Regions from separate parts of the Mus musculus genome. Here region 1 is linked to region 2. A link is a contact called in ENCODE POLR2A ChIA-PET data. All regions are on one chromosome and are shown on one strand. Each heading gives the region's core, a stretch centred on a gene start or an enhancer-like site at or near the end of the contact. The rest is flanking DNA. Distances are from core to core; before and after follow the strand shown. Region 1 holds the start of Slc27a1 (solute carrier family 27 (fatty acid transporter), member 1). Region 2 holds the start of Mrpl34 (mitochondrial ribosomal protein L34).

Region 1 (7,500 bases), core at 1,934-4,433, 110 kb before region 2:
AAGAAAGAAAGAAAGAAAGAAAGAAAAGAAAACCAAACAAACCAACCAACCAAAAAAAACCCAGAGTAAGAAAAACAAATACCACCACCAAAAACCAAAAATGGGGTGGTCCTGGCAAAGTCGTTTAGCTCAGCATTTATTAAACACCCAGTATAAACATACCAGTGCTGTGCTCTGTCTACAGTCTCCAAACTGGGACTTGACAGACAAGCTGATGGCTCAGAGATCTGAGTTATCAGAGATGAGGTCTCACACACAGCAAGTGAAGGACAGGATGAGTCAGAACTGAGAAAAGCTCACTCAAGACCCTCCATGGCTCACCACAGTACAGATGCTAGTGGCGCCCCAACAGCTGTTCAATGAAAGTGTGCTGCTCAAGGATCTAAATCAGAAATAAGAGGACTGCCTAAGGTTCACAGTCAGATCTCAGGTTTCTACCCCGCTCAGTGTACTCTTAGCACGTAGTCTTGACCACCTACTGTATGACCACCGGCTATGCTTAGAGCTCCACTAACTGCCCCAGGAACCCATGAAGATGGGAAAGGGGGTTAGTTTAGAAGACAGGGCTGCAGGAAGCTCTTCTGGAAGCTGCAGATGGGAACCAGGCCACAGCTGGTGGATCTGTGAGGCAGGCCAGGTTCCGGCAACAATGTGGGCCTGTCAGGGCCCTTCCCTCCACCTTGCCTCTCATCAGCAGGCCCATGCCAGCAGGCAGGGATCCGGTGTTTTGTCCCTACTACATGTTCTGGCACCCAGGTTGGCAGCTGCCCAAGCCACCCCCACACCGAGTACAAAGACACCTCTGTCCAGCCTGGCCCTTCCCAGGGCCTCTCCCGCCCCCAGCTTCTTTCATCCAGAGCCCCAGAACTCAAGCCTGCAGCAAAGTCCCTTGAGAGACTCGGCAGGGTTTGGCAGATGCTCCTGTACAGCAGGTGAACTGGACACAGCAGGGCGGGGATGTCCAGCACTGGAAGGCCGAGGCAAGAGAGTTGAGAGTTTAAAGCCATCTTGGGCTCTGGGGAGATCCAGGTTCAAAAACATTAACAACAACAACAAAAGACAAGGAGGGCTCAGCAGTTAAAAGTGCTGGCTACTCTTCTGAGGACCGGGGTTCAATCCCCAGCACCCACAGGGCAGCTCACAACTCTCAGTGACTCCAATTCCAAAGGATCTGACACCCTCACTCAGACATACATGCAGGAAAAACACCAACACATATGAAATAAAAATAATTTAAAAAAAAAACCAACAAAACAAAACAACAAAGACAATGAGAAAAGACAATTCCAAAAGTGAAGGCTGTTCACAGCAGCCAGCCAGGTTTGCAGTCACACTGCCACACCTGCCAATGGCCTCCTGTCATACTGGGTGAGTTATACACCCATGCTCTGCTTTCTTCTGCTCATTAAAACATATGTGAGAGCTTGTATGTGTGTATGTGCACACATGGGCACAGGAGCCTGCAGTGGACAGAAGATGGCGGCAGATGACCTGGAACTAGAGCTTGGTAGTGAGCCAGACCCAGGCCCTCTGGAATAGCATCAAGCCTTCTAGGTGCTGAGCCATCTCAACAAGTGGACTACACTCATTTTAACACTGCCACTGGCCCGTTAATCCCAGAGCCTGAGGCAGGAGGATCTCAAGTTCCAGACCAGCCTGGGAAAGAAAGACAAGACAGAGGAATGGGGAGAAAGACAAAAAAGAGAAAAGGAAGAAATGGGAAACTGAATTTCATGAAAGCCTGTCTCCCAAGGTAAAGCAAAGACTGAGCCTGGGCTCAGTGGGCAGAATGCAAAAGTCCTGTGCTACACCCTGGCACAGCAGCAACCTCATGTGTCACCCTAGTACAGGGGAGATAAAGGGAGAGGATCGGGAGTTCCAGGACAGCCTGGGCTCCATGAAGAGTTCCAGGCCAGCCTGGGCTACATGAGAGCCCATTTCCCAAAACAAGACCTGGAGTCCTTGGGAGCGACTGTCACTCCTCACAGTGTCATCTCTGACCACATGACTAATTTGCTTCAAATGAAGTTTCTTTGCTTCTTTAGGAGAAGAAAAAACAGAAAGAAAGAGAGAAAGAAAGAGAGAAAGGAAGAAAGAAAGTCAATCCAGGAAGCAAAGGCAGGTGAGAACCACTAAAAAAAAGAAAAGAAAAAAAGAAAGAAAAAAAGAAAGCTCAGAGCCAGTAAGTCTGTGACCCCCCATTCCACACCATTCTGCTCTGCCCCCACCCCCATAAACCTGTTTCCTCACTCTTAACGATGCCCAGTCTGCCTCCCTGAAGATCTGTGAAGGCACCCAGATGGTCCCACAAGGGTTGACCTGAGACTTTGAATTCCATCAACACTAAGGTTACCCCAGAAGCCTCCATGTTCCCTGCACACCCTGACTCCTCAGAGACGCTGTGCATACACTGTGCATACATAGAGACCGTCCCACCGACCCTGAATAATAGTCAAAGTTCCACACTCACATGTTATCTGAGGGGCCAACACTACAGATTCTTTAGACACCCTAGTCCTGTAGATTCCGCAAGATGCTCCTTCACCCCAAACCTGTTCATTCCAAGAATCTGGACAGTGGGTCACCCCACTAATCCCACAGAAGCCTCTCACAGTCTACACCACGCCACCGGAACCCCTAGTACTCTCAATACCCACCAGCTACCCACTCTAACGGTGGCAAACGACCACCCTAACAATTCCCCCCAGAGTTCTGTCTTCTGCAGGACCCTGCAGAGCCCTCCAGTCAGTCATTCCACCTTCTGGCCCCAGCCCAGACAATAAAACCAAATTCAGGCCATAAGGGGACCCTCACACCACCCTGCAAGACTCTAGCTCGCCCGAGGGCCATGCATCCACGACCCCTAAATTTCAACTCCATCTACTTACAAGAGGTCTCGCCTCGCCGTCTTGCAGACGATACGCAGAAAGCGCCAGCCGCCGCCACCCACGTACACACAGAACGCCGCCGCCGCGCTCCAGGTCCACGGAAGTCCCAGAAACCAAAGCAGCGCCAGTGAGGCCACAGAGGCTGTTCCTGCTCCAGGAGCCCGCATCCTGCGGAGCACACAGCTGAGACCGCAGGTACCGCCTCCCACCTAGTCCTGATCCCGCCCAGGTCACGTCACAGACCCTGGCCGCGTTCTTTTTCCACACTGTAGCCTAAACCCAAACGCTTTTACTACAAGCCTGGCCCCGCCCCCAGCGTGTACCTTAGTATCAGGTCCCGCCCCGCCGCCGCTGAGCTAAGCACCAAGAAAGCCAAATCCAACCAGTTTACTTAACATTGACCGCCTCAAGGCCTGGGATTGGCTACTTCCATATCAATCTTTATCCTCCGCCCATCAAAGCCAGACCTCCCCCCTTCCCCAAGCACTGACCACGTGGCTAGACACCCCCACGGTCAAGCTCCACCCTTGAGCTTCAGCCCTCCAAGCCTGGGGTCGCCTAGTAACCCGCACACACCTAGGCCCTTCGCAGCCAATGGTCCAGGCCATGCCCTAATGTCGCCTCATCCCTCCTCTGTGTCTCAAAATTCACTTGTTATCCTCATGCTTATCCGGCCTCAGAGGCTGGGTGTTCCTACAAGGACAGCCTCCATCATCCCCCTCATCATTAGGCCACGCCCCAACTGAGGCCTCTTTCTCCGCCCACATTGGGAGCCTCAAATCAAAGTCCGGCAACCTGATCGAGGCTCCTCCTCCAGATGAAGGCCTGTGACCCCACCCCCCTAGCTCACAGGTGATCACTCTACCCTCAAATCCCTCCCTACAGGTGAAGCCTTTGACCCCGCCCTCAGCAGTCCCAACATTCCGCCCCCATCCGCACCTCCGCACTGACCCGGGCTACGCGCCAGGTGATGCCTATGGCTCCGCCCACAGGCGCGGGCCCGCCCACAGTCCCGAGACTATCTGGCATTCGGGACCCAGATTCTACCTGAGCCTCCCGCGTTGCCTCCAGGCTTCGACAGTCACTGTTCACAGAGAGGCCCGGTCCGTGCGGCCCACCTAGTCCCGCCCCAAACCTTCCAATCCGCGGCCAAAAGCTCTCAGCCCCTCAACCCGGCTCCGCACCGGCCGACCCCCTTCCGGAAGGCTTAGGCCATCGAGAAGAACCGCGGGCCAGAGAGCCCGCAACCCAACGAGACTCTCAAGCTAGAGCGGCTAGCCCAGGGTACCTACGAGTCTCCACGGCAACCAAGCGGTGAAAACAAGCAGGTGCTGAAGGCGGGGCTATGGCTCCAGGGGTGTGGCTCCGTCCCGCTAAATCCCAGAAAGTCTGCAAGATCCCCATCCCTGCGCCCATGACCCACTCCCGCCCAGCGCCTGCCTGTGCTGGAGCTTGCCTGATCCAGCTTGTCCTAGATCCAAGCCCCGAGGCTTCTCAGCATTCCAGACTCCGAGAAAGTCGAAATTCACACCCGGGGGTGGAGAGAGCTGCAAAGGCAGCTCTTTGAGATAAGGAGCCCCCAAATCCCAATTCTACCTCCCAAACCTTAACAAGTCACATCCCATTACCCCAGGGCTCACATCAGCTCCCATCCTCCCTCGACATGACCCTTTCTTGCACGCCAGGAGCACCCCCAAGAGACCGTAATGCACCCCAGAATCTCTTGTTGCTCCCCAAAGGCAAGAGCCCCCTCAAGCCATGTTAGCATTCCAGAATCCTAAGCGCCTATCCAGAGGCGCCCCAATCCCTAGCCTCTTGCTGGGGTGCCCCCACCCTTGCTGTCAAGATGACCTTCTGAGGCTTACAGATCCCTGGCCCTTGCTGCTCCCTCGCAGGTTCTCACAGAAGTCTGGACTGGGAAGTTCTGAGCTCAGGCCTAGCTGGTGGGTCCCTTCAGGGGATGAGCCCTTTGCAGAGTCCTGGGCGCTTCTCACAGCGCCCCTGAGTGCCTCTACCCTGTCCCTCCCTCCCAACCACCCTCCCACACCCCCCTGCCCACCCTGCGGACTAGCTTGTTTTCTGTCCCGCTTGGCCGACCTTCCCACAGCTCTCCTTGGGAAGAAGCCAGCCAGGGCCTGCTTCCAGCGCCACTCGAAGGCCAAGGCTGGGCAAGTGCGGCCCCACCCCCACCCGCAGCTGCCATTGGTCTCAGAGAGGTGGGTGGGATGGGGGTGGTGGTGGTGATGAAGATCTCGGCCCAGCCAGCCAGGGGTCAACAAGAACCCTCTAGACCAGCCCTCTCCCCCTCTACCCCAGTTTTACAGGTAAAGACACTGAATGCTGCAGCCGTCCCCCCCAGCTGGGATTCAGCCCTGCTGCCTGCCCTCCTACTTGCTCACTGCCTCCTCCTGTTTCGATGTTCCTGGAACATCTCCTGTGCCCTTTGCCCCACTTCCTCCTCTCCCCAGCTTGTGCCCTCTACTCCCTTCCTCTTTCTTCGCACCCCCCCCCTTCTCCTAGTTTATAGAGTGCTAAGTTTAAGCTCTTAGGCTTAGGTTTAGGGCTCTTGACCCCTCATCAGATTCTCTGCACCTGCTCCCCATCCTTGCTCCCCAAAATCTGAAAGGTTGATGGCAGGCTGACTAGCTGGCTCTGCAGGTAAAGGCAATTGCTGCCAAATCTGAGGACTTCTGCTTGAACCCCAGGACCCACATGGTGAAAGAGAACTCCCAAGAGTTGTTTTCTGACTTCCACACACAGCACATCATACGTTTGCACACACATATGTACATACATACAAAGAAATGAAAATAAAGGCTGGTGGCTTGCCTCTGAGCCCCATTTTAGGAAGAGGGAGGAAGAGGCTTGTGAGGCTGAGGAGGCCTGAGCTATAAAGCTAGACCGTTCCTGACTGGGAAAGCTGAAGGTGTGGAAGAAGAGCCGCACTTGGTAGAATGCTTGCCCAGAAAGCAGGAAATCCTGGGGTCCTGCCTTTGCCTCATAAACAAGGCAGGGGTGGGAACTCCAAGGTCAACACTGGCTGCATAGCAAGTGGAGATTGCAGCGGGACACAGAGACCTGGGAGATGGAAGGAAGGCTCCTGTACTGACACCTTTAAAGCTAGCACAGTCAGTGCTCGTGACTAACCCCAGAGCTGACACTCGAGCAGAGTGGCCTTTATCATCTGCTTGAAACTGATGGAGATAGCTGAGCATGCCCAGGACTGAAGAGAGGGCTCAGCTGGTAAAGGCGCTTGCCGCCAAGCCTGGTGACCTGAGTTCAATGCCCAGGATGTAAGTGAAAGCAGAAAACCAATGCCAGCATGTTTTCCTCTCCTCACCATAAGAGCATTGTGCATGTGTGACCTCCTACCATAAACATGTTAAAACAGTGGGACATGCTCAGGGATGGGAGTCCACAGGACCTTGCTTTGGAAATGACACCTGTGTTCCTTCCTGTGGCAGAAAATGAACGTTTCTGCAGTCTTCTGCTCTCCTCTGTGCCTGCTCTGTCTTTGCAGACACCAGGATTCACACCCTAGTACAGCAGGAGGGTCAGGGTCAACCTTGGCTACATAGGGAATCTGAGGAGAGCATGGGCTACAAGAAATCCTCTCTCGAAGACAAGGCCTGACAGTACTAGTGCACGCCTATAATCTGAGCACTTGGGAGCCAGAGGCAGGTGGATCTCTGAATTCAAGGTCAGCCCAGGTTACAGAGTGAGTTCCGGGACAGCCAGGGCTACACGGAGACCCTATCTCCAACAACAACAACAACAAAAATAAAAACAAAAGTTCTTTAAGTTGTATGGGAGCATGTCCAACTTCCTTGAGCACAACTACCTTGAGTGACACACCTTGAAAGTAAGGGGACACACTTACTGGAGTTTATTGTTTTGTTTTATTCTCTGTTGTGGACAGCGGAAGCCAGGCCCTGAGCCATGCCTCCTCCTCACTGGGGTATTCTAGGCAGGGGCCCCAGTTGCAGCAGTGCCCCAGTTCCTCTCTTTTTTTTTTTTTTTTTTTTTTTTGACATATCTCAGGATGTCCTGGGTCTTGCAGTGATCCTTCTGCCACAGTGCTGGGCTCAGACTCTGTTTTGTTAGTATCTTGCAGTAGTGTGGCTCTGTTGAAGGTTCATGAGGCCTCCCTCCCCCAACCCCCAATTCTGGCTCTGTAGAGGTCAGCAGGAGGATCTAACCAGGCTAATCTGGTTTCTGAGGGTATTATTCTTGGGGGCCCTGAGAATCAGCAGGCTCCAGGCCACATCGGATCCCTCTCTGGGTCCCCAGCTCCTTGCATACTGCTACCATGGCATCTCTCTTCTCTGGACGCATCTTGATCAGGAACAACAGCGACCAGGATGAAGTGGAGACAGAGGCAGAGCTGAGCCGTAGGTTAGAGAATCGTCTGGTGTTGCTGTTCTTCGGCGCCGGCGCCTGTCCCCAGTGCCAGGCCTTTGCCCCAGTCCTCAAAGACTTCTTCGTGCGGCTCACTGACGAGTTCTACGTGCTGCGGGCAGCACAGCTGGCCCTGGTCTATGTGTCCCAGGACCCTACAGAGGAGCAACAGGACCTCTTCCTCAGGGACATGCCTGAAAAATGGCTCTTCCTG
Region 2 (7,731 bases), core at 4,570-7,069:
GTAGCAAAAGCTAGGCTAGTGTGGGGTCCAGGCAAGTCTGGGGCAGCCATGCAGAAGACTGTCTTGTTCTACTTATGCCCCCCACAGCTGTCACCCCAGTACTTGGGAGGTGGAAGCAACAAGATGGGGGCTGGGGGAGCGCAAGGCTAGCAGAGATCCCTCAGGTTAAGGCATGAGTGTGTACCTGTCTGCATTTCTAAAGGAAGACAGAACCTCCTCCTGTGAGCTAATAAGGCCTCAAGACATAGGTGTAAACTCCCCCATGGGCCTTTGAGGTCAAGGGAAGCCACACAGGCAGAGGTGCAGCTGATGCAAAGGTCCTGGGACAGAAGGGACTTGGGAACCAGAGGAAGTGGCCACTAGGAAAGGGCTAAGCAGGTGGGGATGAGGTCACAAAGCAGGGTGCTGCCCATGAAAGGAAGCCAGGCACAGACTCACCACAGGGGGGTTCAAGGATGCCTGATATGTTAGAAAGCGCACAAAGTGTCCTTTTTGAAAACCTGATTCTAAGTAAATTAAAGATGGCCAAAGGGCTGGGATGGGAGAGGGTAGGGAGGAAGTGGAACAGGCCTCTGGAAAGCACAACTCTCCCTGTCTAGAAACTCTTCTGTGGGGTTCACTACCTATTCTCCAGGGTGCGGGCTGGCATATGGGGTCTGGACTCATCATTGCCCAACTGTGAGGGATGGCCACTGCCTCAGGTCACAGATGGGAACCCCAATCCCAAAGAACCACGGAAGCCTCAACCCCGGAGCAGGTTTTGAACTCCCAGCTGGTTACAGGAATCACGTCACTTGAGGACTGGGGGACAGCGAGGGAAGAATGTCCCTTAGCTCATCTGTGGGCAGGTGCCTGTGTTAGCCCCTGTGGATACCCCATCCTAAGGGGTGGGCACCCTCATTTTGCAAAAAGGAAGAAGAAGGACAAGTGTGGGCTCGAGATGAGAGAAAGGGGTGGGAACCTGGTCTGGCGCGATGTCGCACCTCCTTTAGTGACAAAGCCCTGTATGTGACAGTGACAACCCCCTCCCTACGATGAACCAAGACCCGCACCTCAAACGCCCGGAACCCGAGGAGCCATGTCGAGGAACAGCCCGGAGCGGGAGGGGGGCTGTCTCAAGGGACCCCACCCCATCGCAAGCGATTTCCGGGAGGGGGAGACAAGAGACAGTCGCGACCCGGAAATGAATGAGTTGTCAGGGCCTGGAAGCATACCTAGGGTCAGGGTTCGCAGAAAGAGCTCTAGTGGGGTCTATGGGCAGCCCTCGGAGGGATCGGGGGAAGGGTCATAGGTCACAGGTCAGCGTGAGGGGCGGGGCCGGGGCTGGTGGGGGGGGATAGGGCGGGGAGCCTTCAGAGACAGTGGGGGACCCCATGGCGCCATGCCGGGCAGTAAGGGAGGCCGCATGGCCGCGCTCACCATCGTCCGCGTCTTCTGCCACCCGGACCGCCGCCGCCGCCGCCGCCGCCGCAGCCGCAGCCTCCTTCCCAGTAGCCGCCGCACAGCCACTTCCAGCCGCCGCGCAGCTCACTCCGATGGCGACAGCACCGCGCGTCATTGGCCCGCGTGGTGGCCCCGCCCTTCACGGCGGCCGCGCCCGACGCGCTCCCATTGGCCGACCGGTGCTCGTTCGCGTTATAATTGGTCTCTGCATCTCCGCCTTCGTCGTCGAGTTCGGTTGAAGGATCAAACCCCGCCCGGGGCTTGGGAAGTAAGAACTTGAGATCCGGACGTGGGTGGCGACCCGCGCGATGCGTCCTGGGAGTTGTAGTTCACAGGTCGCCAGCGATGCGGCAGGGCTCTGCTCCTTCTAGGAGCTGCTCCACCTTTTCTATGATGTCCCTGGAAGGCTCATTGTAATGAGTTCATCCAACTCACAGCCTCCTATGCTGGATCTCAACCTACAGTTCATTTTTTTGAGGTCTCATAGTACAGGCTGACTTTAAACATGCAGCAATCCTCCTGCCTCAGCCACCCGAATTCCTGGGATGGCAGAAGTAAGGCTTTTGTTATTTTAGGTAGAGCTAACATGGACTTATTAAGAAAATGTAGGGCTGGAGAATTGGCTCAAAGGTTAAGAGCACTGGTTGTTCTTCCAGAGGTCCTGAGTTCAATTCCCAGCTAACCATCTATAATGAGGTTTGGTGCACTCTTCTGGCCAGCAGGCATACATGTAGGTAGAACGCTGCATGCATAAACAAGTCTTTAAACAAACAAACAAACAAATAAATACATGAGAGGAAATGTGGGGGTAGGGGCACATTCCTTTAATCCCAACACACAGGAGGTAGAAGTGATGGATCTCAGAATTTGAGGCCTGCCTGGTCTACAGAGCAAGACTTCCAGCACAGCATACCTTGTCTCAGAAAAAGTTGTATAACATTTTAAGAATTATGAGTGTGTGTGTGTGTGTGTACACAACAGTCTTCATGTAACGAGGGCTACTTTTTGGGAGTCCTTTCCACCCTGTGTGGTCCAGGATCAAGGTCTGGTCATCTGGCATGGTGATAAGAGCTTTTTATAGTTGAGCCACCTGGCCAGCCTCCTAATTTCATGTTTTTAAGACAGGTCTGTGTAGCCTAGGCTGGATCTGGAATTCCCTTAGGATGTAGCTATCTCCTCCTGAGTGCTGGAATGACACACATGCACCCAGGGTTTTACTTGTACTGTGGCTGCCCTGGCACTCTGAAGACCAGGCTAGCCTCAATTTCACAGATCTGCCTGCCTCTGCCCCACCTAGTGCTGGGATTAAAGGTGTACACCAGCAACACTCAGCTTTTTTTTTTTTTTAAGATTTATTTATTATATGTAAGTACACTGTAGCTGTCTTCAGACACACCAGAAGAGGGCGTCAGATCTTGTTACAGATGGTTGTGAGCCACCATGTGGTTGCTGGGATTTGAACTCCAGACCTTCGGAAGAGCAGTTGGGTGCTCTTACCCACTGAGCCATCTCACCAGCCCCCTGACACTCAGCTTTTAAACTTTACTTTTCATACATGGGTTCTGAACTAGCGCTGTGTGGCATGAAGCTAAGGCTTCCATTGTGCTGTCTTCTTCTATGGCTCCCCACCTCACTGACTGGCCTGTTCATTACACTGTGTTGTTGTGTGTGATGAATGTGTAGGGGGCAGAGGACCCCTCTTACCCACCTTCACATGGGTTCCAGTATCAACTCAGGTCACCAGACTTGACTGGCAAGTGCCTTTTCATGCTGAGCTATCCCACTGGCCCTCGTTCACTTAGAAATAGGAATTCATGAAGTCCAGGTTGGCCTTACCTTGCTATGTTGCTAAGAATGATTTGTTCTGATCATCCTGCCTCTGAGACCCTGGAATCTCAAGTGTGCTTCACCGGGGTGTGTGGGGTGCTAGGTATGGAACTTGGGTTGTTCCATGCTGGCCAACTGTTCTGCCAGAGGCATAGCCTCAGCCCCTTCATTTATATTTTATGACAGGGTCTCTCACTGAACCTGGAATTGGACCATTTTGGCTAGACTGGTTGGCTAGCAAGCCCCCAGGATCTGCCTACCACTGATTCCCAAGTGCTTGGGCCACTGATATGTCTGGCCTTTTGTGAGTATGGGGATATAAACTCAGGTCTTCAAGCTTGCACCATAAACAGTTCACTCACTGAGACTCTCTTGGATAATTTTTTATGTCAACTTGATACAAGCTAGAGTCCTTGGAGGAGGGAGCATCAATTAAGAAAATCCTTCCATAAGATTGGGTTGTAGGCAAGCCTGTGGGACATTTTCTTTTCTTTGAGACAAGGTTTCTCTGTGTAGTCCAGGCTGGTCTCAAATTCTGAATGCTGGGATTAAAGGTGTGTGCCCCAGCTGGAAGAAAGGACTGGGTCTGCAGGAGGGATTGGATAGGGGGTAACTACAACATAGGGGGGAAGCCTGAGGGACCTGGAATTTGGACCCCTGAGGTAGGACTAAAACCTTGGGCCTCTGGAGAACTATAGCAGGTGTTAGAGCCAGACTTAGGGCAAAATCTGACACTGCCTACCTATCCTCCCCACAAGAGTGCCATGTCTGGGAGGAGGGTCAGGAATTCAAGGCCATCATGGCTATACATTTTTTTTGTTTTGTTTTTGTTTGTTTGTTTGTTTTTCGAGACAGGGTTTCTCAGTGTAGCCCTGGCTGTCCTGGAATTCACTCTGTAGACCAGGCTGGCCTCGAACTCAGAAATCCACTTGCCTCTGCCTCCGGACTGCTGGGATCAAAGGCGTGCGCCACCACACCCGGCACATGGCTATGCATTTTATTAATCAGAGATTATTGGGGAGGGCTCAGCCCATTGTGGGTAGTGCCATGCCTGGGATGGTGGTGCTAAATTCTATAAGAAAGCAGGCTGAGTAAGCCATGAGGAGCAGGCTGAGCACAAGTGGCACCCTTCCAAGGCCTCTGCATCAGCTCCTGCCTTCAGGTCCTGCCTGACCATCTTCAGAGATGGACTGTTAACTGAGACAGAATAAATTGTTTCCTCTACCAGCTGTTTTTGGTAGAAACCAAACTAAGCCACAAGTAAATGGCATATACAACATATAAATACATCAATCTAAAACAATGCCACACTGGGTGATTTAAGAGTGGTGCTGGCTTCCGATTTGGCCCGATGTCTCGTCTGTAGTTAGTAACTGACTGTCCTCTCCTTTTATGGTGTGCATTCCTGGGATTGAACTTAGGTCCTGAAGCATTATTTAGCAAACGCCTTTACCTGCTGAGTTATGTCAGCAGCCCCTGCCTTGTCATGAAGGGACCCGTTGTCTGATGGGTCACGTGGATTTAGAGCTGGGGTGTTGGAGCACATGGGGGTCAGATCTGAAATAGAAACATAGAGGCCACAGGAACTGAGAGAGAATACTTTCCTGTATGGGGACACAGAACCTATGAACTAAAAGCCCTGTTGGAGTCCTGGGGTCAAGCAGAAGCCCCAAGATCCCTAACCCCGACCAGTCTTCCAGAACTGTAAGTTAATACATACGTAGTGGTTCAAGAAACGTGAATATTTATTAAGTCGGTAATACTTTGGAATGGCTGGAAACGTAGGGGTGGTGTCTGTGTTTTAATGACCCCGTCTTGCAAAGATGCCTTCAAATATATTCACAGAAATGGATGAGGTATCGCAGGTGCTGGTGGTTGGTAAGCAGCCGTCGACGGGGGATGCGTCTAAAAACCTACGAAGGGACAGACCCCCACTTTCAGCTTGCCCCAACTTCTCGCCCTCGGGCAACTCTACCGGCGTCTGAGTCTATTCCCTGCGACGTTGCGCTCCTCAGTGGCTCAGGGACTTGCGGCCCTTCAGCATGCGACGGAGGATGACCTGCACGCCGGCAGGCGTGCTCAGCCGACGGACCCAGCCGTGCTTGTGCTTGCGCTTGATGTTGCTCGGCTGATACTCGTTTCCGCGCGCGCGGCCGCGAGCCTGCTGCAGGGAGAGGAGAGGCCAGGAGTCCGGGAGCCCCATCCAGACTCTGGACTGGAGATACCTGTGGGACCAGAGGAACCGTGAATCTCAGAGAATGTACGCTGTATGACTTTCTGAGCCGCCTTTGTAATGGGCAGGGCAACAAAAGAGCTTGTTTACAAAAGGCGCTACATAAGTACGCATGGTAGTCTATAGAGACCACCCTTGTTTCCATTCTGGAGCAGGGTATCTCTGAACACTCACCTGCCACTCAATAGGGCCACCGATCTGCAGGCCTGGCACCCAAAGCACCGGGCTAGGAAAGCCATATCCAGCGGCGGGTCAATGGTCCGGTCGTCCGGGTCAATGCCAGTTCCTACACTCTGGGCTCCTTGACAATGCCTTCTGGGAAATGTAGTTCTTGTTGCCGCGGGGCCTTCCGGGAGCTGTAGTTCCACACCTGCAGGTGACGATAGTGGGGTGGGGGTTGGGGGATGTCTGTCCTCAGTGGCATGTAGTTCTCCAAAATGACCAGGAGAGGGCGAACGAATGTAAACTCCTGCGTGTGCGTATGACATTCTGTCCCCCTGGCCTTCTGGGAGTTGTAGTTCTTCGCCTCGGCCACTGGTAGAGGGCGCCCCAGAGTGGTGGTGACGACTCTGGCAGCAGTCTGGAGAACTGGCTGCTGGCCTTTTCACCCGCCCTCATTGAAGACGGGCAGCTGGCACGCAGCGGGCTGGCAGCTTCTTGGCGCCCGCAGCCAAGACTTCTCTTGGCGCGCGGCCCGGATGTCCTTGAGTTCCAGCTCTTCATAATCTCGAAAACTCGTGCGTTGTGAATTTGCTCTGGTTAGTTTAATCCTTCAGGCTGGCCTGGGGGAATTTTCTTCCCGCAGCTCAGATCTGGACTCCTGTTCACACACCTTCCATAGCTCTCCACTGTTTAAAGAAGATGTCCAGACAGCCGTGCCAGCAGCCACAGGAAGCCGTACACACCAGCATTTCTGAAGTTCATGGTCCTTACCATGAACTAAATGGTAAAATGGCTAGTTGTGCCTACAAATAATTGAGGCGATGTGTTGAGTACTTATTGTATGTAGAAGGTGTGTAGAAGGGATGGCGACAAGTGTTTGGGCTGCACCTTGAGCCCATGAGCGAACAGCGCGCCAGGGTGGGAAGGTTAGCCTGGGGCTCAGTCTTGGTGTAGCAGAGACCCCATCACTAGGATGCAATTCCCATTCGCTAGTTCTGCAGCAGCTCTGACACTTCTGACACAGCCTCTGGTTCAAATGCCTGCCTTGATGTTTTGTCTGTTTCCCGACCTGAAAGTGTAGAGATTTGGAAGTGTGCAGAACGAGAAGGTCAAGAGACAGAGGGCATACCGCCTTGCGGGAGGCAGAAGCTGGCTGAGGAGACCCTGTCCCAGACAGAGCACATCCACCACACCCCCAAGCTACTCGCTGTCCCTCGACTGCAAGCCCTTCTCGGTCCAGGCTCTAGCCCATCCCTCCCTCATTCCCCCCAAACTCTTCACAGGGGTGGGGCTGCTGCTTGCAGACCGCGCGCTGATCCTGGGAAGAGAAGCCTCTGGTTGGACGGTTATCTAGGCCAGACGGCTCGCCGCTGCCATAGGCCGAGATGCCTGCCCATCTGCTCCAGGCCCCGCCCACGCTGGGTGGGACTTACAGGGCCGGTTTGCTACGCGGCTGCGGGATGCCCCTGCGTTGACCGTCCGGGCCCGCGCCTGTCCGCGCTAATGCGGCCAACCCCGCACCACCATGTAAGCGGCACCTGCAGGTGGACGCTGGCTTCTCCGCCCGGGACCCCTGCGTCCTGCCTCGGGCCCCGGGCCCCTCGATGACCTCAGGTGAGCTGGCTCTGTTCCCCGAGAGAGGAGTCACCAGGCTGCCAGGCCTCCACTGAGGGGTGGGGGGTGTCGCTGCCGGGGGTGGATAACCGCCAAGCTCCGCATTCGTACTGCTAGGATGCTGCGGAACCCCGGTAGCCTTGACCCCACCGCGGGGGTGACGAACTCCAGGGAAAAGCGGGTCGGGCTGGGAAACAGGACTGGCGCTGCGCTTTAGAGAAGCCGCCACAGTCGGGGTTCCACAGCCTTAGAAATGAGGAGCAAGGCCTGCTTTCCCCTCAAGTGCATCCGGGGCTATCACGAGCGGGGTATTTAATGACCATCACTCCAGCGGCGCCCAGGCCGTGATGGAAAAACGAAGCTGGCCCCATCCCTATGCCTCAGACAATGGGGGTGTGCTGCTCCGGTATCCCCTGGAGTTATGTAACCGCCTGTGGTTGTCATGGACACCG

The links. ChIA-PET counts read pairs that join two places held with the same protein, here RNA polymerase II (POLR2A).
Region 1: POLR2A ChIA-PET joins it to region 2 with 13 read pairs in embryonic stem cell. The contact joins the promoter of Slc27a1 here to the promoter of Mrpl34 in region 2. POLR2A ChIA-PET finds 5 or more read pairs at or near these places in 4 of 5 experiments (Patski and embryonic stem cell).

Annotation. Positions count from the first base shown.
Region 1 is chr8:71,566,277-71,573,776 of GRCm38, reverse strand. It overlaps Slc27a1 (solute carrier family 27 (fatty acid transporter), member 1), which reads right to left and starts at 3,183. Exons shown (of 12, transcript NM_001357182.1): 1 at 2,889-3,183. The coding sequence starts at 3,055. It overlaps Nxnl1 (nucleoredoxin-like 1), which reads left to right and starts at 7,128. Exons shown (of 2, transcript NM_145598.2): 1 at 7,128-7,500. The coding sequence starts at 7,198.
Region 2 is chr8:71,463,014-71,470,744 of GRCm38, reverse strand. Mrpl34 (mitochondrial ribosomal protein L34) reads right to left here and starts at 5,819. Exons shown (of 2, transcript NM_053162.2): 1 at 5,678-5,819; 2 at 4,992-5,495. The coding sequence starts at 5,742. The coding sequence ends at 5,282. It overlaps Abhd8 (abhydrolase domain containing 8), which reads left to right and starts at 7,088. Exons shown (of 5, transcript NM_022419.3): 1 at 7,088-7,279. The coding sequence starts at 7,270. Dda1 (DET1 and DDB1 associated 1) reads right to left here and starts at 1,551. Exons shown (of 5, transcript NM_025600.2): 1 at 1,420-1,551. The coding sequence starts at 1,422.